Linked DNA regions of Homo sapiens: region 1 is linked to region 2. The links are chromatin loops, found by intact Hi-C in ENCODE. Cell type or tissue: dorsolateral prefrontal cortex. All regions are shown on one strand. Links, peaks and the distances in the headings refer to the core of each region. The heading gives the core; the rest is flanking DNA.

Evidence for each region. A loop is a pair of places that touch in the nucleus more often than their neighbours do. Peaks named below come from ENCODE experiments on the same cell type or tissue, not always from the same donor. Only the 100,000 strongest peaks of a DNase experiment are listed, where the experiment ranks them.
Region 1: it touches region 2 in a loop (1.9-fold over the local background); 3 of 110 quality-filtered maps call a loop at or near these places.

The regions. Positions count from the first base shown.
Region 1 is chr6:23,171,250-23,187,142 of GRCh38, reverse strand. It overlaps LOC105374974 (a long non-coding RNA gene), which reads left to right and starts at 10,098. Exons shown (of 3, transcript XR_926583.3): 1 at 10,098-10,229; 2 at 11,804-11,889. RefSeq lists enhancers at 5,185-7,359, 11,049-12,248. In dorsolateral prefrontal cortex, for the core only: no CTCF peak of the experiment used is centred there; a DNase peak (open chromatin) is centred at 6,322; H3K4me3 peaks cover 539 bases; H3K27ac peaks cover 409 bases.
Region 2 is chr6:23,027,998-23,043,890 of GRCh38, reverse strand. No RefSeq gene overlaps it. Among named protein-coding and RNA genes, the nearest start is that of LINC03005, 320 kb to the right of the region's middle. In dorsolateral prefrontal cortex, for the core only: no CTCF peak of the experiment used is centred there; no DNase peak of the experiment used is centred there.

The sequences.
Region 1 (15,893 bases), core at 2,952-10,951, 140 kb before region 2:
ACTCTACAGAGACAAAGTTATAAAAATGAAAATTAGCATCCTTTTTGTAACTCCTAACTGATGCTTGAAATTTTCTTTGGCTCAAGGAAGCTTGTTTATTCTAAAAATATAGTAGGGAATATTTTGTACACTATCATTACCAACTTAGTTTTAGCCAGAAGTGAAACTAATGTCAAATCTAAGAAGAACATAATTAGTTACGTTGCAGTTTAGTATAATGGGTAAGTATTTAGGGTATGGAGTCAGATTGCCTGGGTTACAATCTTGGTTTCCCCAAGAGAATCTAAGCAAGTTACCTAACCTTTCTGAGCCTCAGTTTCTCATCTGTAAAATGGGAGAAATAATAATAACAATGTATGTTGTAAGGTAGGCTTGGTGTCATGAGAGGTAAATCTCAAAATGTCAGTGGCTAAACCAAATAAAAATCTTTTTAATTTCCCTATATTCTAAGGTATGTTCCAGGTTGAATGGCTCTCCTTCAAGTGGGCTCCTTCTATCTTGTGGCTCCATCTTCTTCGGTATGTCCATTCCAAAGACACCATTGTGTGTGTGTGTGTTTGTGTGTGTGTGTGTGTGTGTGTGTGTGGTGGGGGGAACCATCTGGATTTCAGCCAGATGGAAATAGGAAAGAGCTTGGCAGAGTGTGCATGAAAAGTGTAACTGGGCCTGGACTGAAAATAGGTGATGCACATCTATCCACATTACATTAGTCAAAAGTCAGTCAAAAAGCCATAGGTAATTACAAGATAGGCTGTGATATACACGGATGAAAAGAAATCAATTTTGGTGAATGCCCAGTCAATCCAGCCAGAATTATGTATCATAAGAGTTCTTACGGGATTTAAGTGGATGGAAACACGTGAGTCTCTTAGAATTATGCCTTGTAACACAGTCCATATAAACCAATTGTATATTGTTTATTACTACCTTTTCGTAATCTCAAGTGCTAGGTATTTTTTCATAATCAATTCTAAAACTCCAGTACTCTATTATACAAACAACCTGGCACATCAGACTCTACTCAGTTACCCCAGAAGAACAAGTTGCCTATATCATTGGAAATTCCGTTAGCAAGGTATTCACTTAGCAGCTTAGCTTTTAGTGCTTCAGAGAAGCCTATATACCCAGATCAATTAAAAAAAAAGATACAATATATTTAAATATTTATATGAAAAAATAAACAGAGTAATGTGAACCTTCAACTCAACAAAATGGAATCTCCAATGTTCCTGTTATCTCTGCTCCTAGATTCTAAATTATTTCCCTTAATTGATAGTACTTAGACACATCATTTATTGACATTTTATCAGAATGTCCTTGTGATTTAGGGAATATCTTTTATTTCCCTATTTTAAAATGAATTTTTGTAGTATTATTTGAGATTTTATTTTTCTATCATATTGCTCTATTTTGAGTCTAGCATTTTGAGGGCAGAGACTAAATATATATTTTAAGTATCTATATATGCCCAGTGTCTTGCATTATATTTGCAAGTGTCCTATTAGTGCTTATTTGATTCTTTGTGTCTCAGCTATACCATGGTAAAGAATAGACTTGAAATCTGAATACCATAGAGTAGCTTGTGGGACCGTGAACAAGTTGTTCTAAACCTCAATATCTTCCTCTAGAAGTGGAGGAAATGGTAGCATCTACCTGTGAAATTTGGAGTTGGTATAAAGTGAGAAATTAAACTGAGCAGGTAATAACCCCTCATAATATTCTCTACTATTTGTTTTAATGATAATGGCTAAGGGATCTTGGGATAGGTAGGGCAACAAATGAAAATAGGAAGCAAAGAGTCCATACTCGGATTAAATAACTCAAAAATGCCCGAAACCTCCAGACCTGATAAAAAAAGTTGCACAGCAGAATAAGGCAAACCATTACTTTTTATCTTTCTAGAGTCCTTACATTTCCAAGAGGCTAGATTACTGTGAAAGCATATTGGGAAACTGCTGGTGGGCAGGCCCAGACCTAGAAGATTTTAAAATAGTTAAACATGATTCATTGTCTTTTCCCTAGAGCGAGATGTACATCACAGACAGAAGAAAGACTTCTTTCCTTAACCTGCTTTTAAATAATCCCATGGAGTGAGGGTGGATATCAAGTGGTGTCTCCATTTGTGCTATTGTTTGGCAGAGGCAATAATTGTTTATCAGTATTATCTCAGGATAATCCATCGTACAAATCTTATATATGTAATCTGGCTGAATGATACAGTTCTCTGTCCTCCTGACCAGTCTCTATGGACAACCCGCAGCATGAGTGGCTATTAGGGGGCTGAGTGTTATTGAGTTGGCAGAAAGCATTAAAACCGGCATAAGAGTCCTTCACCCACTGGGGAGGGCTAAATAGATGAGCAAAGTTTCTCTAAGCTTCAAGACTCCTTAAACTTCAACATTAGAGACAGCCTTGAAAGGAATAATGCTTTATTCAAAGAAAGCTACCCTTTAAATAAAACATGATTTACTCCTCCTGTTTCCCTTGAGCGGTTTTTCCCCCATCACATAATTTTTGACCTTGTAAAATTTGGCAAAAGCATTGTGAGCAAGCCTATAACTTGATCTGGAGTAGACATAAAGTGACATGTGAAAGCTGGGTCTAAATACATGTCTGTTTGACAGGGCGTGTTTAGGATAGAAGGCTGCTGCTTTACCACAACTTATTTTTCAGGCATTTTCTGAGGCGAACTTGTCAAACTGACTGGAAAATCCACAAAGAAGCCTTTTGGCTAATTTAAAGAAAAGAAATGAAGCCATAAATAAGTCAAATAAAAGTAAATTTAGAAGTAATAAAACAAAGACACTGTTGCTTACTTGGGTCTATGGTTCTCTTGAAATATACAAAGCCTAGTTTCTACCTCATTCCTACAGCCCAGGTATAGAAGACAAGGGTCCTACACCAACTTATTTTAGGAATTCACAGGTATGCTTTTGTGTTGTAATTGCATACAATGGATGCGAGGAAGATGGGCAGGATTTGCCTCTGTTCTCCTGATGAACAGAGGAGTGCACCTGGCTCCCACCGAGCCTAATCACGCAGGTTTAAAGGGGTTTGGCTCAGGGCATCCCAACGTGACGGAAGAAGATGCTAGTTAAATGTTGGTCGTTTTCCATTCTCTTCAGGGGAAATCTCCCAGTGCCAATCTCTGAAAAGCTGTAAGACTCTGAAACAGATCTCCCCAGAAATCCCACCTGGAAGGACAGTAAGGTATGCTATTTATCTCTTCCTGAATCAGTTTTCTATGTGCTTCAGCCATCTAGGTATTGTACCTCTTGCTTCGTAGTGCCCTGATTTGTATGTTCGTCCTTTCTCCAACCCCTATCCAAATTGCCTCAAAGCATTCTGGAAGCACATATCATGTTAAAGTGTAAATAATATCCTCAGTGATTTCCCCTTGAATCTGTTTCCTTTGATGAATAAATGCCCAAGTAGTAGCAGTAGTATAAAAAATACGGAAAAGGGAAGGAAGAGATATATGGGATTGTTCTGGAGATGATATCCAACAGGACCCTTTTCAATAGCACCAATGCTTCCTCTATTTATCTTTCTTTCTTTCTTTCTTTCACACCTTAGCAAACAGATAATGAAACACATACACTCGAAGGAAGGGAAGAAGGGAGGAAGGGAGGGAGGGAGGGAGGCAGGCAGGCAGAAAGGCATAAAGCGACAGTTCTCCATCCTCCTGACCAGTCTGTCTATGGACAACCCACAGCATGAGTGGCTGGAAGGAAGGAAGGGAGGAAGGAAGGTTACTGGCTTTGCCTAAAGTGACATTTTTCCCTATAGGAAAGGTCTGATCTCAGACACACCATTTAACTGGTGATGTGGAGAATCCAAGGACAGCAACTACAATCAATTCCAAACCCTATATGTTAGAGAGAAAAAACCTGAAACTCAGGGAGGCAAGACCCAAAGTTAGGGGCAGTAGAACTATAATGAAGCTCCAGACTTCCTGACCTGCAGATGAATGTTCTCCCTATCACACGGTGCTTCATAATGCTTGATTTAAATCTGTAGGAGACACAGTGAAATCACAGAACTCGAGAGCTCAGGATCTTCAGTTGGGAAAGCCAGGGTTTGAAATTCGGGCCAGCCATTGGGCAGATTGCCCAATCTCTTTAAAGCCTTGCAACTCAAAAGGAGGTTCAGAAACCAGCCAATATCAGCATCACCTGGGCACTTGTTAGAACTATAGAATCCTAGGACCCGCCAAAAATCAACCTAACAATGTTCCCAGGTGGGTATGAATAACATTTGAGAAACACAAGTTAAAATCAGTGATTCTCATTCTTGGATGCTCATTAGAATCACCTGGGAAGCCTTAAACACTACTAAGGCCCTGGCCTCACCCGCAGAAGTGAACCATGCTTGGCCATCAGCTACAACCAATTTTAAGGAGTAATCAGGTGACTTTAATCATACAACTAATACGAAGGCACCAGAGGGCACTAGCAGAATGTCTCCTCTCCCCTTCCACAAGGCTCTTTTAAAGATTACAGGAGATAATGCTTTTAAAGCACATGGCACATACCTAGCATAGACTATGTACTCAAAAATGTTAATTTATTTCTCTTTGTTCTACTCTTTTTCTTCTTCCCTTTCTGCTTCTTCGGGTTCTTTATAATGTAATGCATAAGTTAAGCCAAGTTGCTTACCTTAGATATGTCAAGTTTTTTTTGCTTTGGTTTGGTTTTTGTTATTTATTTATTTTTTAAAAATTTTTGAATGAATAAAATTTAATGAGTTAACAGAATATGCCTGGCACTGTTTTATGCACTGATGAAACAAGAGTGAACCCTCACAGAACATAAACTCTGCAAACACAGGGACTCTTTTTTGCTATCCCTGTGACACGCCCAGCTCTGAGCCCAGTGACTGTTTCATTGTAGGAAATAAATGTGGAAATATATATCCCCCCAAACCAAAAAGTATATTGTAGTTACCTATTTGAGGAGGGTGACAAAACCAAAACCCAAAACACAAGCTTTTCATTTTAATATCTAGAATAAAGAAATAATTGAATGATGTCTTCTTAGTTCAGTTTTTAGTTTTAATTTTGAAAATCTGTTATGTCCTCCTTGAAACTAATGATAGATAATGATGTTGTTTCTTATTATACAATTATCAGAATAAATCATGTTCAAAGCATTTGTGTAAGAAACAAAAACAACTGGAGACCAAGCCCTCTGTGGTCAGACATTACTGACCTTGACGGCCACAGCGCCTGGGCCCAGTCGGACACCCGATCTCTGCCCTGTGGCTGTGAGGAGCACACAGTAAAGATACATGAAGGACTGCTTCAGGGCTGTTATGATCAAGGATTTATATTTTAATACATCCATGCTTTTGTCTGCCTAGAAGATTATCATTCATTGTTTCTAATTGCTCCATTTCTGGATCTGTTCGTAAATACACATTGTAAGAACATTTTCAAAAGATCTGTCACAGGATTCTCTATTTTTTGTGCTTTTAAATGTAAAAGCCCCCAAAAGAATTGGCAGCAACTCAAAATAATGATTATGTAAATGAAAAAAAAAGTCCTGCTTTTAACCAAAGAAAGGCAAAGCTATTTAGAGCAAGGATCACTCCTCCCCCTGGCAGCCTCCTTCTTCCTGGAGCGCCACTCTCTTCTCAGTTCTAGGGGATATTCCTTCCAGAGAACACCAACTGCAAAGTTGTAGTGGAGTTAAGGGCCAGTTACCAGTCTATACATTCACTCTTTATTGTAAAACTCAAACCATTCTCGGTTTTCTGGCAGTTGTGTCAGGCCAATGAATGTTTGTTTCCTCTTTTGTGGTTGAATATAAATTCTTGTTGGAAGAAGAGAAAAAAAAAAGCCCTCCAGATATTACAATAAACACACACAGAGGAAGAAAAAAAATTCTATCTCCGTTGAGTTTAACAATCAGCAGGGCCCAAATTACCTCTTATTAACATTTATTTTACAAAAGAGGCAGGGTATAATTTGGTGATAGATTCGGATTTGGAGAGGAGCTATAATCAGCCTCCTGAAGTGCTCTGCCTGAAGGACATGGCTGCTATTTTTTGTAATTATATTTTTCTGTCCCCACCCCCTTCCCCAGTCTGGAGAGTCTTTCACTCCTATCTCTGGTGCCTGCATTTCTCCCTCCCCCTTGCTCCCCTTCTCTCTTTCCTCCCCAGCCCCCTTCTCTCCCCTTTTCTCTTTAGGCCTCTTTTGAATAATGCAGCCTCTTTCAATAGCCCAGGCAGGCTTGAAGATTAGGAAGCCTGGTGGTGGAGATGGGGCCTGCTTAATAGGAGCAGGAGGCCTCTTCTGGCGAACAAGGTTCTGGGAACCAGTCCAACTGCAGAGAGCATGTGTTGGGAACCCTGAATAGGCAAGCAGCAGGCCGGCCCATATGTCAGCCTGTGCCACAAAGACTCTTCTGCATATCTACCATGACAAACAGGATTACCGAAGACAATTAATCTGGCACGCTTTATCAAAATCAAGCAGTGACCCCGACCTCTCCCCTCGGTGTGAGGCAGATGCCACGCTCCGATTCAATAGACCTTGAGTGTTCCCTTTTTCACTTCTGAAAAGAATCCAAGGTCTGAATAAGGCTGGCATGGACTAATTGCAACGACTGTGGACGGTGACAGTCTTAATCAAATAGGACGAATCTACCTTTTCTCTGACTTTTAATGGAGAGGCTAGCCACAGCTCCTTGTCTGCCACAGAAAGAAAAAGAAGTGCATCTATTTTACTTTTATCTGTCTTGTCTGGCGCCTGCAGCTTGCTGGGGGTGGGAGAAAGGGGCAGACATTCAGGTAGCTCCTATTCAGCTGTGCTTTGCCTCATATCTGGGAGTTCAATTCTAGTGGAAGAAAGTCTGCCAGTGGCTAAAGAACATAATGGTTTTTATGATTTAGTTAATTCTTTCCTGGTACTTTATGGGAGAGATAATGCAGCAGGAAAGTAGCAGGGCCTCCAGAATCGACAAAACCTCCAATTGTGACTCCATTGAGTCCATTCCTGTAATTTAATCCAATTTCTCTGTTTCGTCATCTGCACTTTTTTATGACCCTGATAAGAGGAACCTTGGATGGATGTCTGTTAAGAATATTTACCAAAGTGTTTAGATTGATTTAGAAATGAGAACGCTCTGTAGAAAGAAAATATTTGTAATTTTTCTTGAAGGTTTAAAGTTTTCAGAGAGACCAATGAGAAAAGGGAGGCGTTGGCTAGATCTTGTCCTACTAGGAAGAGGCTGTGGGTGAGTATGTAGGTCGGAATTGAACACAGGTGAAATTTAGGCTTTTTCTTATTGTTGTTAACCAATTCTTCTACCCATAAATAAGCCTAAATAGTCTGGGTGTAGAGGAACAGGGAGGAGACTAACTCTTATATTAGCCCATTCAACTTGGTGAGCCCTTGATTAGACATTTGGATAATGTCTCAGTTAAGAGTCCAGAAATCTTTCTATAAAAATAAATAGGAAGCTACTGCATGAAGTAATATAGCTTTTCTCAAAGAATCATGCTCAGGCAACCTGCATCATGATCACCTAGAGAACTCATTAAAAATACAGATTGGTAGAGTCCATGTGAGACCTAAGGACCCTCACTCCCTTAGTGTGGGCTTGTGTCGACCTTGGAACCATATTCCATAGGTGACTCTTATGCACTCCAACATGAGAATTGATGATGCAGTTGAAAGAGAGCGGGGGTGTCAGCCAGTAGACTTGGTTCTAGGTTTATTTCTAACTAAACTAGCTCTCTCATCTTGGCCAAGTCATTCTCTGCACTGCAGTTTCTTCAATAATTATGGCATTGGATGGATGTCTGTTAAGAATATTTACCAAAGTGCTAATATTTACCAAAGGGATCAAGATCTCCCTTGCCCAATTTAGCTTTAAAACAACTCGTTTCTCTGAATCTGATTTAAAGGAAATTCATTCCTTCCTGCCTTGGCAAATCTGACAAATAATATGTCTTTCTCAGCTCCCTTTTAATTGTATCATTTAGATACAGTGCAAGATTGTCAAAAAGGTACTAGAGTTCCAGGTTGTGTGATTCTGAGGACACAGATTAAATACATATGTTATAAGTATATATCTAATCATGTAAATACATAGTAAATAAATATTTATTTATAAATATTAAATGGAATGATATTATGAAGCTCAGTTATCAGGAGAAAGCAGTTTGTTGTTAAAGAATATGTGAGTAAATCAGAGCACTGGGAAGTCATGCTTGTATTTGATCAACTCAAAAAAATTGAAGATGTAAATTTTACTAAAAGGCACGGGAGTCTGGGTAGCAAAGAGTGTGGAAATTGTCCTTACCTGAATTGTTGTTACATTAGACCCACCTGAGATTTACTAAGTCAGGGTCGTTTTCGGTGTCTGACTCATTGTAGGTGCCTGGCTCTGGACCATACTGAAAAGTACAGAGATTGCCCTGCAGGAAGCTCTCTGCTGACATCATTTCAACCAGGGCTGGGAGAGGACTGCTGTCTATATGGGTGGTTACATAGAATCCTTATACTTACATATTAATTTTCCCTGGACACAGAATTCTTTCTTAAAACTATGAAAATCTGGCTTGTTCATCTATGTTGGAAATTATTTGCTATTAAATTAGTAATTAGTTTCAGGATTTATAAAGTCCAAGAGCAGTAAGATTGTCTTCAACTGATGTTAAGCATCTAATATAAGCAAAGCTCTTAAAATATAGAGAAGCATTTCTAGAAAAATGATGCATATGTGAAGTAAATAAGGGAATTAAGAATATTATTTGTACTGGCAAGAAAAATTGAGAAATTAGGCATTTAAAAAAAATAGCTTCCAATTTAGAAGGAAATAATATATATTTTATTTGTTTCTTGTATCCAATAACAAGATGTAAAACCAGATTCCTTTGACTCTCATGTGTATGTGTATATATATTATAATGTGTATGTATAATATATATTGTGTATATATAACATAATGTGTATATATAATATAATAATATGTATATATACATACATTTCAGACTCAAGAGAGGATTTGAGTGTAATCATAGGTATATAAGGCATAAGGTTCTTAGGCAATAAAAATTTGGTCAACAAGCACTTAACTAGACAGTTTTGGCCTCTAAAACTATTTTCCATTCCTGCTTTCCAGCTTTACTAAACAATCCTGGTATTTTAATGATATAAGGAGACCCTACTCTCCAGACCTAAGTGTACACACATGGATGGGGTGGTCATGTGCTAGTTATTAAAATGGTCCTGGGCAAAGCTAATTTGGTAGTGCTGTGGGACTGAGATAAAATGCAACCCTGTTCTCATTTTATGGGGAGAGTCTCGGGCTAGTGTTTTAGGCTGGCAAGTTCCAGATCTAGGGAATCACTCTATGGTGTCAGTAACTGTTATAAGCTTCCTGTCCTGGGGGAAAAATAGCTTACTGCTGATAAGAAAGAGGTGATTGTCCTTGATGTGCCAGCTGCCAGAGTCCCAGCTTGGTGGGGTCAGGTACACACTAACCCTTCAGTGCAACTCCTACAGTTGGACAACAGTGCAGGTGCTGGTGTTCTTCCCTCACAAATTGATGATCCTGCCCAGTCTGTTTCATTTCTTGTGAGTGTCTCAGCAGAAAACGCACCCGAGAATAAACCTAGACCCCTTGCAACATTCAGGAAACCTGAGTGTAACCCACGACCACCCGAACAATTGAACATTAGCCCCACCCTGTTTAACTTTCCCCTCTTGAATCCTTAAATGGTTAAAACACCACATGAATGCTGAGATAAACTCCTGCTGTGATAATTTACTGTCAGAAATATTGAGTGCACTTTAGTGGGACGGCAGTAGGAATGGTCTTCTCAAGTGCTGCAGTACAAAAGCTGGGACTATCAAGATTTTTTGGCAGGCTTTGCATTTTCCTTGTCATATTATATATTGCAGAAGTACAATTCAGGATCAGTACAAATCAGCTTAGAGGACAGGGGAAGCGGTGGGTTGCATCAGCAGCACCTGGGCTAAACAGAAGGTGGCAGCATTTTAACATTGCCGGGCACATGTACACAACGGCACATGCGCAGACGCCATTCCATGATCATTGGGTTATCGTCTGCATTCCTGACGTAGTGTTTACAGCTTCCTGCTTATGGCAACAAGGAAGCAGAACGCAGAGTGATGAGAGATTTATGTGGATATGATAGCACTGGACACTTCGAGGCTCCATTGGCAAAACATGCGGCAAATAGGAAACCAAGGGGTGAGCTGAAAATATCTATGGTACTGTCGGAAAGCTGCTTATTTTCCATTCCTTGTTAAAACTTCAACACGAAAGGTGTAAATGCATCAAAATTAAGCCTAGAAAGGAATAGGCAGTTTCAATGTTTTTCAGCTTCTAAAAAACTCTATGAAACAAATTTATAACTGGGAAAACCTTGTACTGTGAGTAAGAACATTGTGGTGCAGTATGGGCTCCGTTTCAAAACGGGCTGTGAATCCTTCCGTGTACTGTTGAAATCCCTCCCCTAACTCCCAGCTCCCCTACTGGCTAGCTTATGCCCGAGAAATCTCCGACCCTGTTTATTTTTTAACTGAAATAATAAGTGTACCTTCCTGATAGGGTTATAATGATTTGTGAGGTCATATATGTAAATCGTATTGCCCGGTTCATACTAGCTGCTCAGTAAATGCTATCTTTATAATCATTACTGTTATTGAGTTTTACTGTTTTCAAAAAATTGCATACAGTAGTTAATTTGATTCTTACAGCAATTCTGAGAATTATGCAAGAAAAGAGTTCTTACAATAAGGATAGTAAGTGCAGGCTAAGTGACCAGCCAAGCTGCAAGCCAGGTCATTTCATCAGGGGCTGTTTTCTCATTGGTTAAATGAAAAAACTGAGCAGGAGATAGATAACCATGAGGTTCTTTCCGGTTCTAATAGTTGCAACTCTGTCATTTAGTTTAATTTACAGCATAGTAAGCAGAGATCCAGAGGGCAATTAATTGCATTTTTATCTTAGTAATTTGCTACAAATGAAAACAATGACTGTTTGCTATGGGCACACAGAGCTCTTATGCCTGATGAAAAGTAAAAGAAATATTGGAACACAGGGGTCTTGTGAAACCCAACCAATGACAAAAATCAATTCAAAGTGTGAGCACTTCACAAAAGAAATACTGCTTAATTTTATACACAGCCCGGCACTTGACTGTATATTATAGTCAACTATACTCCCCATCTATTAGCTCCTTATCTGTGAGAGTGCTTCTCCTGAAATTAATCTGCCCTAAATTTATCATACATGTTCCAGAATGAGTGTGATTGTCAATAGCACTATTTAAAAGAATGACCTTCTAAGGGGAACAAGCAAACATTTGTGAAAGTCATTCAACTAACACTGCTTGCTAAGAAGTGGGGTGTTTTATTTATGGCTGTTGTTTTGATAAAATGTCTGAAACCTCACAATTGTCTCCTCTGAAAAACTGCCACGTTTAGGATTTTTTTTAACAATACTTTTGTACAATTACACCACACATGAGAAATCAGGCTTCATGTATGACCTCAGCTCTCATTAAGATCATTGTGAAAGTTTCATTGCATCACCCAGATGCATTTTAATTGTCACATCTAATGCAATGCTATAGTTGTATTTTACAGCTTAAAATTAAACCTTTTTTGGCAACATCTGCTAGAGTGCTAATAATTTAGGTGTGGAAAAATATCTGTCATTGTAAGATTGTCCGATTAGAAAATAAAATGGGTTTGGTGAGAAAGGCCCTTCTTTTTCAACAACTCTCCTACTCATGACAAAAATCCCTCCTCTCTTTTCAGTAGACCTTTGACATTTAAGAAGTATATGCCCTAAGATTTCTACAGATCCTGAAATTCATCACTACGGCAGAATCACGCATCTTATGGTGAGTCAATGATGACTAATGTAGCAGAGGCGTTTACTGGTCATTGAATATCAATGTGTTCCCTCCACTTTTTCCACTACCTTTAAGTTAGACTGGATGGTGTGAATACATTATCTGACAGATGGCTGTGATTGGAAGTGATATGTCTCTCTGATGGGTTGAATCACTAAAGAACTACATTGAAACTCTCTCGCTTTCTCTTTTGCTGTCATGGAGAAAGAGATCATGAAATCACAGGAGGGAAAGTAACTTAGATCTCTGAGTCACTGAAAATAAATTCCTTACAGAACCACTGACCCCACAATAAATACTATGTGAGTGAAAAATAAACTTTTATGCCTGTTACTGCTGCAAAGCTAGGCTATCGTGACTAATCCAACTACCATAATAAAATCTATCCTATGCCACATTTCATAATAAATAGCACAAATTCGTAAGCCTGTTTGTGAGAACGCTCTTGTGTGTCTACTGATGCCATTGTAACACATCAGTAATGTGGAGGGTAGCCAGGTTTCTACCAGATCTGATTCCATGTATGGAGAAAATTTTGATGTGATTTGGCTTCATGTTCCACCCAAATCTCATCTTGAATTGTAATCCTCATGTGTCAAGGGAGGGACCTGGTGGGAGGTGATTGGATCATACGGGTTGTTTCCCCTTGCTGTGCTCCTGTTAGTGAGTTCTCCTGAGATCTAATGGTTTAAAAGTGTGTGGAAGTTCCCCCACCACCCCCTGCTGCTACGTAAGATATACTTTTCTTCTCTTTGCCTTCTGCCATGATTGTAAGTTTCCTGAGGCCTCCCCAGCCATGTAGAACTGTGTGTCCATTAAACCTCTTTTCTTTATGAATTACCTAGTCTCAGGTAGTTCATTATAGCAGTGTGAAAACAAGACTAATACAATTTGGACAATAAATTTCAACTCTATATGTGTTTTGCAATACATGATTTAAACCCACTTTCTATTACATTTCTCCCAGAGTCATTGAGAATCACTGGTACAGATTATCTGGAGGATTATTACTTTAAATTCAGAGGGAGAGAGAAAAAAAAAAAAAACAGCCCTGAGAAGTGGGAAACTGGCAGTCAACAAAGCTTATTCATTTCTAAGTAAATGTTTTACATCAGACTTATTGTACCTACATATTCAGAAAACTTTTTCTGAATCATTGTGAATCTATTTCTTAGACTTCAACTAATGCCTATTTGTGCTTGGAACATATCTTGCTTATAATTCTAACCCAGATATAATCTAATAATAGATTATATATCAGAAGCATTGGATTATCTGTTCTTTCATTTCTTCCTTCCTATCACTCAGGGTCCAATCAAGGGACAAAAAATATACCTATTACTTAAACAGAAATTACTCAATGCAAGGATTGTTCACTGAGTATAAAATGGTTTAATAAAGAACTCAAAAGACCAGAAAAGAATACTAAGGTGTAACGGAGATAGTATTGCAGGACAAAGCCTCCATTTCTAGGGCTACAAAAAGAAAGGAAAAGTCTGGAATTATAACAACATGGAAGCTTAGAGGAGAAGCCCTGTGGAGTAGAAACTCAGCCTTCTGAGGAGAAGGAGCTGCTCATCTTGTGCTGGTGTCTCTGAGCTCAGAGGAAGAGCTCCCAGGACTGGGACCCGGCCTTTTCCACTTCTGAGAAGGAGGCACTGGCTGGCCGTACTGCTAGAGAGGGAGGGTCGGTCTACAAGTGTAAAAAAATGTGCAGTCTTGATTCAGCTGCTGTTACAGTCAGGACCTGCTTTACTATTGAGGGAAAGAATCATAGGTGGGCTGACACTCACAGAAACAGGATACAGGAAAGAAGAAGCATAGAGCCTGCAGGAAACAGACATGACACAGCAAGCCTCTTCTTCTTCCTCCAGCAGTGTAGACAACCCTAGTGCCTCCTACTGAAAAAGTCTAACAGGAATCCAGATGCCCAAATGGAAAAGTGGTTTTCATAATTCTCATTATCACAAAACAGAGTATAGAAGAGTAGATTTGGTGCCAAGAAACTATCACTAAAAGTTAGCAGATATTTTTCTTTAAAATTAATTTCCTGGTTTACTTTGGAAATGACTGTCTCAGTAATTGAAAAGAATTAAGTGATTCTGACAATTATGTTTCCTTGCTCACCCATAGACCGGCCATATTAAAATTTTGCTAAATGCTTTACTTTAATTTGATTTTCTCTGTGCAGTAAAAATAGTGCTAGTATTGAAAATAATAAATCCTGGCCTAAGAGTAAGAAAATCTAAGTTTTAATCCTCCATGTACTATTTATGTGATCACTGGAAAACTATATAACATGCCTGAGATTTAATTACTTCTTGAGGATGTTATTGAATTATAAAAATTTAACATAAAATAATAATTTCCATTTGGTACTCTGACAGCCATGAAAATTCACCTTATAGACCACCAACTACAGCTGTTATGTGCTGAATTCCATCACAGCATTTGCACTGAGGCCACACTTTCCCTGGGCTGCCTCAGGCTACAGACAGCATGCAACTAGCACACTGATGTTGGCCTGTTCCCAGGAGACAGGAGACTCCTGTGATAGCCTACTTGGTCCCAGCAACTCCCCAACAACCTGATTGGATTTTCTGTAGAATACATGGCATTCTAGGACACTCGTACACAACCTTTTTTTGCTTTCTCCTTCACCCGGGGTGAGGCTTGCATGGTGGTCTGACGTCTCTCTCAAACTTCCATGGCTTCCTCTTCATTTTGTCTCTCCGGCTTTTCCCTAATAAGGTCCTTGCATGTCTCATCCTATCTTGGAACCTGCTTTATAACATGGTTTGTGTTTCTTAAAATGCGATTTATGAACCCCTTTGGCCAGAATCATCTTGAGTTACCTTTTGAGATGCACCTCTCCAGGACCTATGTGAGAGGCCCCCAGTTAGGATTTTCTGAGGCTGGGGAAAGCTTTCTGAATTTTTAATTAGTTCTCCAGGTTATTATTGTTAATATTAAATGTACAGCTCCACTGTCACATGAACATATCTTTCAACATTTTAATGATTTCACTCCACCCTTTTCTTGCTTGTGTAGTTTCTGACAAGAAGTCAGCTGTAATTCCTATCCCTTTCCCCTTTAGTCTGATTTTCTTTCCCTATGGCTTCTTTGTCTTTTTTTTTTTTTTTTTTGCATGTGGTTTTGTTGTTGTTTTTCACTTAGAACATGATATAGCTAGGTGTATAGATTTTTTGCTGTTATTTAGTATATACCTGTTTTTTGTTTTCTAAGCTTGCTGGATCTGTGGTTTGGAGATAGTCATTAACTTTGGAAAATCCTTGGCCAATATTTCTTTTATTTTTTTTTTTTTGAAACCAACTCTTGCTCTGTCACCCAGGCTGGAGTGCAGTGTCATGATCTTGACTCACTGCAACCTCCACCTCCTGGGTTCAAGCTCTTCTTGTGCCTCAGCCTCCCAAGTAGCTGGAATTACAGGCATGTGCCACCATGCCTACTAATTTTTGTATATTTAGTAGAGATGGGGTTTTATCATGTTGGCCAGGCTGGTCTCGAACTCCTGACCTCAAGTGATCCACCCACCTCAGCATCCCAAAGTGCTGGGATTACAGCATGAGCCACCATGCCCGGCCACAATTGTTATTTCAAATTTTTATTCTGCTCCATTCTTTTTCTCTTCTCCGTCTTCTGTTATTGCAATTATGTGTATGTTGCAGCTTTTGAAATAGTCCCAAAGATCTTGGATGTCACTTATCACCAACCTCATTGTTTCTTTTCTCACCTATATTGAGTCTACTGATAAGCCCATTAGAGGCATTCTTCCTTTCAGTCACAGTGTTTTGTGACTGTTTCCTTTTGATTTTTGAGTATCTGCTTACATTACCCATCTGTTCTTTCTTTTTGACCACTTTTTCCGCCAAAGCCTTTAACATATCATAATTATTTTTAAATTCTCAGTCTAATTTCAAAAATCTGTATCCTATCTGAGTGATGATGATTACTTTGTCTCTTCAGATTCT
Region 2 (15,893 bases), core at 4,644-12,643:
GCTAGAAGGAAAAGATTTCCCTTTGCTTTTTAAAATTTATTTATATTACTATGGATTCATGGATTTTAATTCTATTTAATGGATTATATAATCCATTATTATTATGACTTATTCTTATGGCCAAATTATCCCAGCTTTAACCAATAGGAGCATCTTCAGGCTGGCTCTCTTATTCATTTGCCATCATTCTTTGAGTACTTCCTTAATTTATGGTACAAGAATATGTTTCAGTCCTTTTCTCAAAGGGGCCCTAGTTCCTATTAGTAAAGAATGGTATTTAGAAACCAATTTCTGATTAATAGAAATACTCATTGTTTCTTGGGTACTATTGCTTCTAGGTACTCAGTGAACAGAGCGAGGAAACCACACACACACACACACACACACACACACACACACACACACACACAGAATCAGGATTTGATCAAGGAAGAAAACCCATTATGCATCATCTAGAATCAAGGATGTATATTAGAGATTAGATTTTACACAGTCATAGGAGATGCTCAGAGAATTTATATAAATCTGTTGCTTGAGCATCCAGCTCCAGGCAAGACTGGTAATGAGAAATGAATGTGAAGTGAGGAAGACAGGGGAAGACCAAAGAAAACTATAATAAATCTGGACAATCTGGAACTGCATCTGTCTGTCACTGCCTCTAAAGTGATGAGGCAGAAAAATCTGGTGCTCAAACCATGGAGCTGCACATTTACCTGACCCAGGATTGAGAAAAGGTAAAGAGCAGATGCAGTAGAAGGTGTAGCTGCTGCCAGCCTGGCTGCTGCCTCCCTCAGTGCATCCTTGCTTCTGCCATTAAATCAACAGCCACATGTATGAACTGTAATCATCTGTGCCCTACACTGAATTTTCAGATCACACATAAGTATCTCTGTGGCCAATCCTAGCTAAGACATTTAAAGAGGGATATTGGGGGAAATGTAGCTCCAATTTAGCTAAGTTGACCCAGTAAACACTGCATCTGATGGTCTTTATTAAAGAGCAAAGAGAAAAAAAGCATTTTCCAGATCAATAGCTGCATTGTGTTGATTTCCTACAACTGCAATTAGAGTTACCATGTGATTAAGTTGCAATAATCACTGTCATTTTCCAAGATCCATCTGTCGTTTGCAAGTCAAATAGGTGAGCTGAGTGGGATGAAGTGGGAATCACTACCTCCTGAATCTTTCAAGTCTTTGATGATGATGCTAATTTCTGCAGTCCCTTTAGAAACGGGGCATTGCTTTCTGTAAATAGAACTCTCTCATGGCTTCCAGTTTATCCTTTCTACCACAATTGCTCAAGCCAGGTAACCACTTTGGAGTTTTTGCCAGTTGCTGAGTATATTTGTTTTCAAATATTCATTTCTCAACTAGGGAAGAGGGGCAGGCAGGTGGTTTTGTGAAACCATTGAGCCCACTGTGAGATGAACCCAAGACAAAACTCCATAAACTTGATATCCATAAGCTTCTACACTGACTGGTGGACCACAGTGTCCCTGGATTCTAGAAATTAGTATTACTTCAGACACAGTGTCCAGTAATCCCTGAAACCTTTGAGTATTTCTCATCTCCCAGTGCATACTCATCCTGGTAAATGTCCAAAAGTCTCTTTGGAAAGGCTAAAAGAAAGATGTATAGTATACATGTGTGGCTATGTAACAGGGTCCTTCCTCATAGGAATCTGTCCTCATTTTCATTCAAAGGGCTCTGAGCCTATAACTGGCTCAAGTCTTGGACATGATTGAGGGCAGTGATTCTCTGTGGTGTTAATTCAAGTCAGACTTCTGTTCACCAGGTATATTAGTTCCCCATTGCTGCTATAACAAATAACCATAAGCTTAGTTGCTTAAAACACATTTATTTATTCTCTTATAGTTCTGGAGGTCAGAAGTCTAAAATCAAGGTGTCAGCAGGGCTGCATTCATTCTGCAGGCTTTAGGAGATAATCTGTTTCCTTGCCTTTTCCAGCTTTTAGAGGTACCTGCTTTCTTTGTCTTGTGGCACTTTCCTTGTAGCATTTCAACCTCTTTCTTCCATTGTCATATCTCTTATTATCCAATCTGATCTCTTGCTTCCCTCTTACAAGGACTCTTGTGATCACATCACACCTATTCATATAATCCAGATGATTTCCCCATCTTAAGACCCTAAACTTGATCGCACCTGCAAAGTCCTATTTTCCATATAAGGTAAAATTCACAGGTTCCAGTGATTCGGACATGGACACCTTTGGGAGGGTCCATTAGTCAGTCTACCATGCCAGACCTAAAACTTTTTGTTGATGCAATTCAAATAAGACCTTAATAGGAATGCCTTTCTATTGCGGTTCTGTTGATGCTACGATAAATTAGACAACACCAAAGATGTCTTGGATCTTCGATATCAGGGTTCCCAAATCAAGCATATTTTTCACAGCCTTGGTGAAGGTAATGTTACCTGGAACTTCCTCTGGGAGACAGAGAGTGGAGGAGCAGGTCTTCCATGTTAAGTTTATTCTAACGTTCTGATGTCCGTAAGCCTTTAGATTCTTTCTTCTACAGTATACCAATAAATAGTGGCATTTTATCTTCATTTAGTGTAGGTCACCTGTTTTCCAGGGTTCTGTCAACACATAAAGCATACTGTTAGAGTCATATCAACCATTAACACTAACACATTACATCCAGAGTCTCTGTTTCATAAAGCCATATTAATGAATTCATCATAGCCCAACATTTTATTTCTTCTGACAGCCCTGAAACAATGCACTTAGGTTACATTCCCAGACATGTCACCTAGGTTTCTGTCAGTATACATTGGCAAAATATTGTCAGCCTTTTGATGTGCATTTTACTTCTTCGTGGGTCATGCTATTTAACTTATCCTCAGGGGCCTGACAAGACTCAAATCTCATTGTAGCCCTGGAAGCAATGAAAGCTGGGGGAGGATATGTTCTGAGGAGGATCAGCCATCCCCTGAAATGTTACCTCAGGGGAGACCAGTAAGGATTCTTCAGTCAAGGAGAAACTAACCACCTCAGTGTCCTTAGGAAAATGTACATGTTCAAAGTCTCCAGGTCCATCTGCATTGGTTCTTTCATCTTATTCCATTTTCGGGGTTCCCCTTTTTCATAATATATTACAAAAGAAACCCAGCTAATATGAGAATTAGGTTAGCATTATAATTTAGCTGTCCAAAGGATTAAACTTCAGGTTTGTTTGTTTGTTTTTTATATTTCAGCCCTGTGGCTATAGACAAAAGGGCTTACACTGGGGACGTCATAGAAGCTTTCAGGTTTTTCACATTACTGAGTTGAGAATTTAAGGCTGTGATCTGCTTATTGTTATTCTCCAAGCTCTCCCGTGCACTGAGAAGCAACCAAACAAACCCATTAGACTACTTATTTTAACAAAAATATTCTAGGGCAGGAACTACACAATCACCTAAAACTTTGCCTTCTATAGGCACTTTGTCTGACAATTACCTACAAGTGGTGGCTCATTCCTGTAATCACAGCACTTTGGGAGGCCAAGGTGGGAGAATTGCTTGAAATCAGGAGTTTGAGACCAGCCTGGGCAGCATAGTAAGACCTCATCTCCACACAAAATCAAAAATTAGCCAAGTGTGATGGCACATGCCTGCAGTCCCAGCTACCTGTGAAGCTGAGGTGGGGGAATCTCTTGAGCCTGCAGGTCAAGGCTGCAGTGAGCCATGGTCAGGCCAGTGCACTCTAGCCTAGGCAACAGAGCAAGAACCTGTCTTTAAATGAATAAATAAACAAATAAATAAATAACTGTGCTGCCATTGCTTGTCAGGGACCAACAGTGTCCCCTTTCCCACTGAAAATATGGTCAGCAAAGCCTTTAAATCCAGTCCAATCGGAGCTCCAATTTCAGATAACCCAAAAGCAATCCAAGGAACTTATTCCTAAAGTTTGTTCCTCTGGAACTGTTTCTAATACCAGATTATCAGTAAGTGTTTTGTCAGATAAGCAGAATTAATTTAAGTAATGTACAATAAAGAAATCAATACAGAAATTCAATCTTAAACAATCTTGGGAGCAGGTAAACTGTTTATATAAGTCTGTACCTTCTGCATCTGGTGTTGGGCGTGTAGTCATCAGGGCTAGTAACTGGGGAAGGAAGATAGGTATGGAGTAGGGGAGACCAAGAACATAACTCCTCTTTCTTTTCCCATCCCCAACCTTGGCAATTGGGTGCCCTGAATAATCAATGGGTGCTCTTCAACATGGAGAAGCACACACCTCTTCCTCAGGAATAGGAGAAACAGGTGGAGGAGATCTGGCAGAGGCTAGATTTGCACCCGTCATACAAACAAGGTGAGGTCAGCGACAATGTGAGTGAGCCACAACATCCCTGCCCTAAGTTACCTTTAAGAAATAAAAATGCTTACTATTCCATTTCTGCTTTTCAAATCCCACTCAGCTTTTCCACTGGCTGACCTTGTCGTAAACGTTCATAAAAGAAAATTGTGAGAAACATAATTCCAGCTTGGAGAAAGTGTAGTGGATAGAGCCACTACACATAATATAAACACAGACAGACACATACACACTCATCTAGGTAGATTTTTTTCTCTATATTTTATTAAAAACTATAAATTGATATGGATATTTATAGTTTCCATTCAATAATACATAGTATATATTCTACACATATAACATAGAGCCCAACAAGGTAGAGTGTATACTAGTCTTCCCCCATTTTGATTTTGTACTTTCCTTTTCCAACAGTGAGAAACCTATCTCTCTTTATTCTCAATTTGTTTCTCATTTGTTCAAGCCTAAAAAACACAGGTCTTTCAGAGTTGCTAATACATACTACTGTGAAAAAAGCAAACCTACTAATTAGGGATTGCTATGTGTTTATAGTTCCTTTATAAAGGTAAAATTTACATAAAGGGCAATGCAAATTTTTAAGAGTATAATTCCGTGAGTTCTGAGAAATGTATACAGATACTTAGTCCTTACACCTCTCAAGTTATTAAACATATTCAACAACCCTAGAGAGTACCCTCATGTTCCTTTCCAATCAATTCTACACAACCCCTTTTCTGATCTTTTTCCCTTTAAATTACTTTTGACTATGTTAGAATGCCATGTAAATGGAATCAGGTACTGTGGATCTACATTACTTAAATTAATTCTGCTTATCTGACAAAACATCCAAAGGTGACTAGGTAAACTGTGTTATGTTCATATAATGGAATACTACTTGCCAATAAAAAGTAACAAAATGACTGACATGTGCAGCAATACACTTGACATTATACTGAGCAAAATAACCTAGATTTTAGTTGTCTTAGCTGTCATAAATAAAACATCTATTAAGAAGTCCTTTTTTTGCTGTTATAAATAGAGCATCTATGAAGAAGTCCTTTTTTGAGGACATATGTTTCATTTCTTGTGGTTAGATATCTAGGAGTGGATACAAATGGATATAAGAAACTACAGGTTTGCCTTGTACCTTCCTTGTCCTAGAACTGGAATCACTCATTTCTGAAAAAAGCCTAATTCCTTAGGTGGAAAATCATATTTTAAAACAAACTCTGGTCTCTATGGGCCCTCAACTTTATTGGATCAATGTTGCTTCCAGGCCCTTTTTCTGGAAAAAGCTAGATGACAGGGATTTTCAAAACCCATTGGTTTATGTTGGTACTTTCAATTCAATGTTAACATCTTAGTATTTTTCTCCATTTCTCTAATTTCTTATTGTATTTCTTTTTTCTTAACCAAAAAATCTTGATTCTTAACATCATTAACACAATTTCTTAATTATATAGTCCCTCGATGAAAAGAAACTAGTTTCAAAATATTAACAAATAAAACTTCTTTAGCAATACTACTTTTTTTAAAAAAAAAAGAAAAACCCTACTTTTAACAAAAATTACTTAGTAAATTTAATTTTGTTATTTCTTATCCTAAACATCATTCTTCTAAATGTGTATGGACAAAGTTGTTTTCTATTCCAGTGGGGTTTTTTTCTCAGTTTAAATGAAGTAAATTTATTGTGAAAGCATTTAATATGAGTTTTTTTCTATGCATTTGTCTTACCATTTTATTATATGTTTTGAATATTTTGTATTCAATTTTAGGTGTTTTTAGAGTTTTGAGTAATTTTTTAAAAGATCATGTATTTTTATTTAAATATGGAAACAACTTAAAAAATGTTTCAGATAGAAGTCTGACTTCCCTTCGTGATGCTTTCCCACATTGTGCCTATCCTTTCAAATATAACTCCTGTGTGAGTGAGAAACTACACTTATACCCCCTCCAAGCACACACATTCCCTACAAATAGCTACTTTCATCAGTTTTTTTTTAATCTTCCTTAGTTTCTTTTTTTTTGCAAATTTACCAAATCCATTTTTCCTTTTTCTTCCACACTCAAAGAAAGTATCTTACATCAAATATACTATTTTTTACCCCTTGTTTGTAACCACTTCAAAATATATCCTGGAAGGCTCATCATTTTATAGGCCTCATCATCCTTTTGGTAACATTGATTGCTAACTTGATACGCAGGAATCTGCTAAGCAGCATTTAGACATTAGTTCACTTACTTCTCCCAATAGTCCTCTATGGGGGCTCTATAGAGGAGTGCCACATGGATTCTCCCTCCAGGACTGAAGCATTTGTTGTGCTCCAGCTGTTCGTAGTGTTAGCTTCTCAGTTGAGACCCACTCTGGGACTTACCCTTGGCTGAAGGGCCTCAGCCCATGTTGCAGTCCCTTTGAATTCCTGGTCAGTGTGTAAGTTCGAATGCAAACCCCCTTTCCCTTCCCAATTTGAAAGGATTCTGGTGAAGGGGACCATCCTGCTCCAGTGGTCCCATTCCCCTGCCCAGTCCTGCTTCTTTCATTCCCTAAGAACAACACACCTCCTGCACACTCTTTTTCTGGGCTTCTGTTTCCCAAGGCACCTAATCTGTGACATCTTATGGGGTACATCCTATTATTATCTCAATTTTACAGGTGAGCAAGTTGACACACACATAAGGCAAGGAATTGCCCCAAACCATCAGCTGGTAAGTGACAGAGCCTGGATTCATAACCAAGTTTTTCTGTGCTATTCTTAGCCACTTTGAAACACTATCTGATCCATTTAATCTTAGCAACTATTTCATCCCTCTGTCCTGAAGCATTGCAACTGCCTCTGAATGGATCTCCTTGCCTTTATTCTTACCCCTCCAGTCTGCAAACAGAATAAACTTCCAAAGCCTCGGAAGAGATCACTCCCACACATAGAAGACTTCGGTGCATTATTCTTGGACTTAAGCCAGAGTAAAAGATTTTGCACAGTACACAGAGCTCTCCATTATTTAACCTCCGCATCTTCTTCAAGCCTCATTGCACCATCCCTTCCCACGGTTCTCCTTAATTCAGCCATGCTCATAAATGGACTCTCATCCTTCATCTGAATAACTCTCTCTACCTCCTGCATCTGAATAGCTACTTCTCATGCCTCAATCTCACCTGAAACATTAACTACATAGAGCTCTTTCCTAAGCTCCTAGTTAGGTTACCTCTATTTATCTATTAGCTCTCGTAGTATCTTTATTTCCCCCATTGTATAATGCTTACTATGTTATTATTGGGTTTTTAATTGACTTTTCATTATTTTTTATTGAAGTATAACCTACACACAGAAAATACACCACTCAAAAAATATTCACAAAGTGAACACACTTGTGTAACAGCATCCAGATCCCAAAATAGGATGTGACCAACATCTCAGAAGCCTCCTTGGTCTCCTCCCATTGCCTGCCATAACCACCATCCTGCTTTCTAACACTACGTCGATAGATTCTTAATGTGTTTTCAATTAAGTGCCACTGAACTGCATTTCCCAGAATTCTCCATTCTGTAATAAGTTTTCAGTTAGGGTGAGACACAGAAGGGGTTCCTGTGGGAGATGGGAAATGCAGGAAGTGAAGCGGCAGCCATTTTGTTGCTCAGGTACATTGGTGCTGATCTGTGGGTTCCGCTCCCTACTGTGAGCTGCAGCTGGTCCTGCAGCTGCATCAGCTTCTCTGGCATGCTCCTTCAGTGCCTCTAACTTCCGGTCAGGTGTGTGTGTTTAGCTCTGTGAAGAAGAGCCTTGGATCCTGCAGGACACCTGCACTACCAACAGCAGAGGCAACAAAACTGTACACGGGTTCCAGTCCTTGAGGGCTTTAGTTCATGCTTCCAGCTCATTCTTGCTCTGTCCCACTTTATGTCTATTTTCTTTCTCAACTGCCCACTCTATAGACCCGAAGCTCCAACATAAGTCTTACAGAGACTGCTTAACCGGCTTCCACCCTTGGGTAAATTTGCATCTCTGTAAGAAATTCCCTTTATATGTATATAAAACTTCTGTTCTCTAATTGAAATTTGTAATTACTCATTTGAAGTTCATACTTCCTCCCAGCTTGTATATCCCATGATGTCAGAGATCATTTTCCTTTCTCTCGTGTCTAAAATTATATCCCTAGCACCTACCAGAGCACCTGGCACGCAGTGGATGATGGATACCTTTCTGCTGAATGAGTTAATACATACATACATACATACATACGTTTGTAAATAATGTGTGAAATAAATGACCATATAGAAAAAAAAAGTCATGTTGCTTTGGAAAGTCTATGAAACCACTGATGGAAAGAAACACCACTTTCAAGAATGATTGCTGAAAAAGTTCAGTTTCAGGAAGTTGTCAACTTGTTTGATGTAAATGCAATGAGGCTACCTACCAACCATCAAAGATCGAAGAGGAAAGAAACTTCTGAGAGCTTGCAACAGAGATGTACTTCTGTGAAAAGCACTCACCAGCCTAAAGAAACCAACACATGGACACTTCAGCAGTGTGTCCTTGACGGGCTTCACCAAATAATGGTAAAAGGCCATTTGATGGGAACAAGGGCTCTTCTCCTTGGAGAAGCCTCTATAACCACTTCATAAGCTCTAAGACTTATGTGTTGCTTTTAACACTCTTCCAAGGACCACTCCCCCAAATAGTGAGAGTGATAGGCCCAGATAAGTGTCAGAAAATGCCATTCTATATCCTTTTGTGAGGTAAAAAACGATTCCTTCCATGCACTGCCAACATTACATAGCCTTCCATCTCCTCTGTCATATCAGTAGTCATTGTTGCCCCTCTCTCTCTCCTGTCTTTGTAAGCACACACACATACAGACACATACACACACACCAATATAGAAGATGAACAAATTACTTTGCATTAGAATTATCGTTAGAAATCAATATCAACAAGGCTTTCTCTCTCTCTGAATTTCAGAATTCAAGAAAACAGAATTCTTTTTAGAGACTCTTTTTAATTATATATACTTTAGCAGTATATAGTAAAATATTGTAGAAAATAAGATGATGCTTTGAAAAATCCTCAACTATATCTCTACATCATGCTGTCTTTTGTTTGACTTCATAAAAATAAGACAGTGTTATTTTTCTGCCCGAGAAACCCTCCCAATACCCCCTCTCCCAAACCTAATTTCATCTCCTTTGACTAATTCAAAATATTCTTTTATCAGTGTAAACCTTACTTACTTCTCCAAGGATTTCTTTTGACTTCTATCTAAACTGCCATAAGTGGTTAAGCAGACTAAGTTACCCACATGCTTAGAGCACCCTCCATCACATTACTCACCACACCAAAAGTTATTGCTTAATTGTCTCATTCCCTACTAGTTTTGAAAAACAGGACCTTGGCCAGGCGCAATGGCTCATACCTGTAATCCCAGCACTTTGGGAGGCCGAGGCGGGTGGATCACCTGAGGTCAGGAGTTCAAGACCAGCCAGACTGACCAACATGGCGAAACCCCGTCTCTAATAAAAATACAAAATTACCCCGGTCTGGTGGCACATGCCTTTAATCCCAGCTACTTGGGAGGCTGAGGCAGGAGAATAGCTTGAACCTGGGAGACGGAGGTTGCAGTGAGCTGAGATCACACCATTGAACTCCAGCCTGGGCAACAGGAGCAAAATTCCATCTCAAATAAAAAAAGAATAAAAGAAAAACAGGACCTTTATTGGATTTTTTTTAGTATTTCCAGTGAACAGCACATTGCTTGGAGCATTTGCTTTATAAATAACAAAGAAGTAAATGAAATCTAGTCCAGGTAACCATTCTTGGACTCAAGTGAAATATCCAGTATTTCATGCCCATATCATCTTGGAAGAACACACAAGAACAAGATGAAGTAAATTCATATTCCCTAGAAGTTATCCATAAAGTAGTAACATCATAGTATTTTCATCTGCCTCTTAATTTCTAGTCTTCCATGGGGTTGTTCGGACCACTCCTACCTAATTTTTCCTTTTGTTCTGAAAGCCTGCAAGTACTGAAATCATCTTTGTTATATGAGCTATATGCTGATATTACCTGTTGATGTCATCTACCAGGGCAGAAAATGTTACCAGTCATATGATTTTTGCAAGGTTTTCTTCAGTCAAGCCTTCCTGGTTTCTCCAGCATGCTGATTTTTATTTTATTTTATTTTATTATTATTATTATTTGTTGACACAAAGTTTCACTCTTGTTGCCCAGGCTGGAGGGCAATGGCTTGATCTCGGCTCACTGCAACCTCTAACTTCTGGTTTCAAGCAATTCTCCTGCCTCAGCCGCCCGAGTAGCTGGGATTACAGGTGCCCACCACCACACCTGACTAATTTTTGTATTTTTAGTAGAGATGGGCTTTCACCATGTTGGCCAGGCTGGTCTCAAACTCCTGACCTCATGATCTGCCCACCTCAGCCTCCCAAAGTGCTGGGATCACAGGCATGAGCCACCGCGCCCAGCTGCTGATTCTTAATAGTCTCAGGGATTGAGTTTGCCTTGGCAATCTCATAGTCCACTTTTAATGACCTTTCAAACCACTCTTCTGTCACCCAGAAGTAAAAACCCTTTAAGGGAATGACATTGTTCATGGTGAGGTTCTGGCTGTGCTGCACCTTCTCCTCATGAGAAGGATGTCTTGGGGTACCTAATGGATTAGTCTCCTTACATTCATCCTACCAGTCTCTTTCCCCAAAATCAAAGTTGCAAATCTTTGTATTTCTCCGTAGGGTCATCACCATGATTGTTTTACAAATACTGGCCAAATTGACTTCACTTTTAAGTGGAGGGTGGTGTAGAGGTCAGTTATTAGATTCAGCCTGAGAGGCAAGGCAATTATGAACACAAATTAAGCTACTGTTCACACATAGAGAGAAATCATTTCTAAATATGCTGCTGCAGCAAAGAAAAACTCAGAGAAAGTGATCAGTTGGGAAAATGTACACTTGAAAAAGAATAGAGAAATTATTAGAGCCTCATTAGTTAGTCATTCGATTGTACTCTGTAGGGCTGAGGGTTCTTTTCCAGCCATGTGAACCATTTTTATGTTTTGCATCTTGCTTATCTCAACCATATAATGCATAGGTAAAATAAATATATATATTAGCATATTTTTGTCATAGAGGTAAATGCCATGGTTTTAGGGGGATGAAGAACTGAGGTGAGAAGCAGGAAAAATAAACTAAGAGTCGGAGCTCATCACTGTGGAAGGTCCCAACATTCAACACGAAAAATATGCATTCAACAATTTTTAACCAAAGCAGAAGAGGCTAGAAAATGATGAAGCCTCTAGGGGTCAGAATATTTTGTATCTCACTCTCAAATGAACTGTGTATGTCATGTGCAAGTGACTCAGGCTAAGAAAGATCAGCTTGCAAACAATATCTTTACAGTGTACAATTCAGTGGCCTTAATTATATTCCCAATGTTGTGCAACCATCACCACTATCTAGTTTAAAATTTTTTCATCATCTCAAACAAAACTTTGTATCCTTTTGACTTTGTGTGCCTTTTCCTTTCTTTTTACATCCTTTTGTAACTTAGGGTAAAATTTTCAGCATTAAATAAAACATTTCAAATATGTTGTATATGGCTTTAGTTATAAACTATATTGCATGCTGACAGAGAAGTGCTCCCTTTTAGCTAAGCCCAGAACTTCTCTTTTGACAATAAAGTACTAAGCAGTGGTATCACGAGGGCCAGCTCCACATGGTCCCCTGCAGAATAAATGCAGATGACAGAAAGCTGATGTTGTCTACTACTGAACAGTGATGGAGATGGTGCTAAGTTTTTACAGTTGTCTTAGCCCCAGTGGTTCTCAAAGTGGGGTTCCTGGCCCAGCAGCAGCATCCCGCTAGGAACTTCTTAGAAATGCAAAGGTACGGGCCCCCCTCCGGCCTCCTGAATGCAAGGGGTGTGGTGGGGTGCAGTGAGCTGTTTTCACAAGCCCTCCAGGTTACTAGATGCTAGCTCACTTGAGAATGATGGGTTTTAGCTATTCTGGGGTGTCTCTCTGATTTTCTACAACACCAAGTTTGGTGAGGTTTTAAATTTAGTCTATTTTTATATAAAATGATTGCCAGACTTATTATATTAAGTTTGAAGAAGCAGAAGATCCTTGTCAATGTATAAGGCCCAGGCCTAGAGCTGTCAAATGATAAACTTTGTGCTTAAGCTGGTTTTTAGTATGTATATCTTTTTGATGGTATGAAAAATTTATTTAGGCTTGACTATTTTAAAACACCATAATGAATGTATAATTAATTTATGTTAAAGTATTAACCCTTTGTTACAAGGGAATGATAATGTTGTGATTGGTTGCCTCTTAGCCCATCAACTGTTCCTGTCACGGTAGTCCTTACTTCTGTCGTCAGCTCAGAGCCTGCACATTTTTATATTTCATTATCATGATAAATTAGCCACCATAATCCCATGGAATTAAGTATTGTTAAATCTAAGCAAACTATCTTTGAGTCAAAAAAGTTGGATAACTCTTCATCTGTTTGAAATAATGCTCTGAATGGCCAACATTCCAAGAATGTATTAAAAACGGCAACCCTGCCTACCGTTTTGATTACCCTTTTCCATATTAAACAAGTTGAGGACAACAACAAAAAATCTTTGTATCCTTTATGCAATAATGCCCCATCTCCCTGCCTTCCACTGCAGTTCCTGATAACCTCTAAGCTATTAGCTTTTACTATGAATTTGCCCTTTTCCAACTATTTCGTATAAATGGAATAATCCAATGTTTATTCTTTCATGTCTGGTTTATTTTACTTAGCATGATGTTTTCAAGGCCCATTCATTTTGTAGCATGTTTCTGAATGTCATTCTTTTTCAGGGCTGAATAATATTTCATCATATGTGTATGTCATATTTTGTTTTTCTGTTCATCTGTCGATGAACACTTGGGTTGTTTCCATCTTTTTTCCATCGTGAATAATGCTGCTATGACCACTGGTATACAAAAATTTGAGTCCCTATTTTCAATTATTTTGGGTACTTAGGGGTGGATTAAGTATACTGTTTTACATTGTGTGATGTTGAAGATAATTTAAAATGTTGAACATACTGACAGAAATATTTTAAAGATCTGAGACATATTTTAAATCTTCATTTATATGTATATCTTGATTTAACATAAACAAGTATGACAGGTTTATAAAATAAAATAAGGCATTAAAAGCTTGTCTTTTTTGGCCGGGTGCAGTGGCTCACGCCTGTAATCCCAGCACTTTGGGAGGCCAAGGCAGGTGGATCACGAGGTCAAGAGTTCGAGACCAGCCTAACCAACATAGTGAAACCCTGTCTCTACTAAAAATACAGAAATTAGCCGGGCATGGTGGTACACACCTGTAATCCCAGCTACTCAGGAGGCTGAGGCAGGAGAATTGCTTGAACCCAGGAGGCGGAGGTTGCAGTGAGCTGAGATCATGCCACTGCTCTCCAGCCTGGTTGACAGAGCGAGACTCTGTCTCAAAAAAAAAAAAAAAAAAAAAAAAAAAAAAAACACAAAAAAAACACTTGTCATTTTTATTAAAATGTGTTGCCATTAGACATGAGTGCTTTATTACTTCTTAGGAACTTATCCACAGTTACATTTATCAATAGTTAAAATTGATAGCTAAATAAATAACAGGTAACGAACACACTTACATGTGCATCTCCCTGAACTGCTGTGATGAATTAGTAGATTTGTTACAGTTTTTATCACTATCAACCCTGTTATTGAGAACACTGTTGCATAAAAAGAAAGGATACATTTAAAAGACAAATAGTAGAATATTTATATTAGTAAATGCAGAAGAATATGTGCAAATCAGTTAGTCATTGTGACATTGAATGAGATTTTATTGAGAGAGAGGCTAACCTGAGAGAGAAAATTATAATAAAACTTCAATTTGTGCATTTTTTAAGCTATAAGAATAAGAACAGACAAAAGCACAGAACGTGCCTGAGCAAGCTACACTGCACATATTTCATTCCTGTCTGTTTTAGTGATAAGATCTTTTTTTTTTTTTTTTTTTTTTTTTTTGGCTAATGACCATAAAATAAGAGGAAGAAATAGCAAATGAAAAAAATTTTGTGGATTCCATAGTCTACCCATTATGACCAAGTTAGGAGATACTCTGTTTCACTCACGTCTGTGTGAAGAGACCACCAAACAGGCTTTGTGTGAGCAAAAAGGCTGTTTATTTCACCTGGGTGCAGGCGGGCTGAGTCCGAAAAGAGAGTCAGCGAAGGGAGATAGGGGTGGGGCCATTTTATAAGATTTGGGTAGGTAAAGGAAAATTACAGTCAAAGGGGGATTGTTCTCTGGCAGGCAGGAGTGGGGGTCACAAGGTGCTCAGTAGGGGAGCTTTTGAGCCAGGATGAGCCAGGAGAAGGAATTTCACAAGATAATGTCATCAGTTAAGGCAGGAACAGGCCATTTTCACTTGTTTTGTGGTGGAATGTCATCAGTTAGGGCAGGAACTGGCCATCTGGATGTGTATGTGCAGGTCACAGGGGTTATGATGGCTTAGTTTGGGCTCAGAGGCCTGAGGAGAGTTTGAGAGAAATTTTGCTACAGATAATTGATTATGTTATTGAATAGGATGTAACACACTGGCTTGCTTGGGGGAAAAATGAAAAGAAAAAAAATGTCCTCATTGATGTACAATTGGCTCACTTGAGTCTGTGTGCATGGCTCCAGCACAACACTGAGAAAAATCTTTGTATACAAAAAGCTTAACTTGAACTTGTATACTTGAGAGACATTCTAGATTTTAAATGTCACTTCTTCTTCTAACTCTGCTGGGAATCACCGTTGAAGAAAGCAACACCTAGTTATACATCCACTTGTATCACCTGCCCAGCATCACTACTTAGAGAAGATCCAGAAGTTGGGAGTCTGATACTAGGAGAAGGTGGAAACTTGCACTCCTGGGGCTCTATGGTACAGCTCACAACCATCTAGGGCTGCCTGCTTGTTTTGCTCTATGTGCCCTTCCCTTTACCCTTGAAAACAAATCCAACAACCTGCAATATCTGCCACTTCAACCTTCCATCCTTTATAGGCTGAAAACAAGGTGAGACATAGGCACCAGAGAAACTTTGAATTCCTCAGCCTCATTTCCTCATCTCTTCCTACAAGAAGAGGAAGCCAAGAAGCAGAATAACTCGCTGGCAAGACAGGTCACACTCAGGGCATTTGAACTTAATGGCTTTGGTTGATCAGTTTGCAGTAGAGTTCCAGATAGTGACATCAAGTTTTCCTTCTCTAAGTGCAACAACAAAATCTCTCTGAGAAAACAGTTGCTTTTTCGTTTCCTTTTTGACTTAGTTTATGATATTTGACGTGCAAAAAAGTATTAATGGAAGAATACACAAGAAAGTAAAAAAATAGTGTTTGCAGTCTGGTGTTATTGTATATATCATATATATAATTGTTATTTTATAATTGTATACATAATTATACAATTATATATGCAAGTTATATTAGATATTATTTTATAATTACACAATTTATGTTAAATATATCATTCTATAATTATATAATTGAAAATTATATCTTGT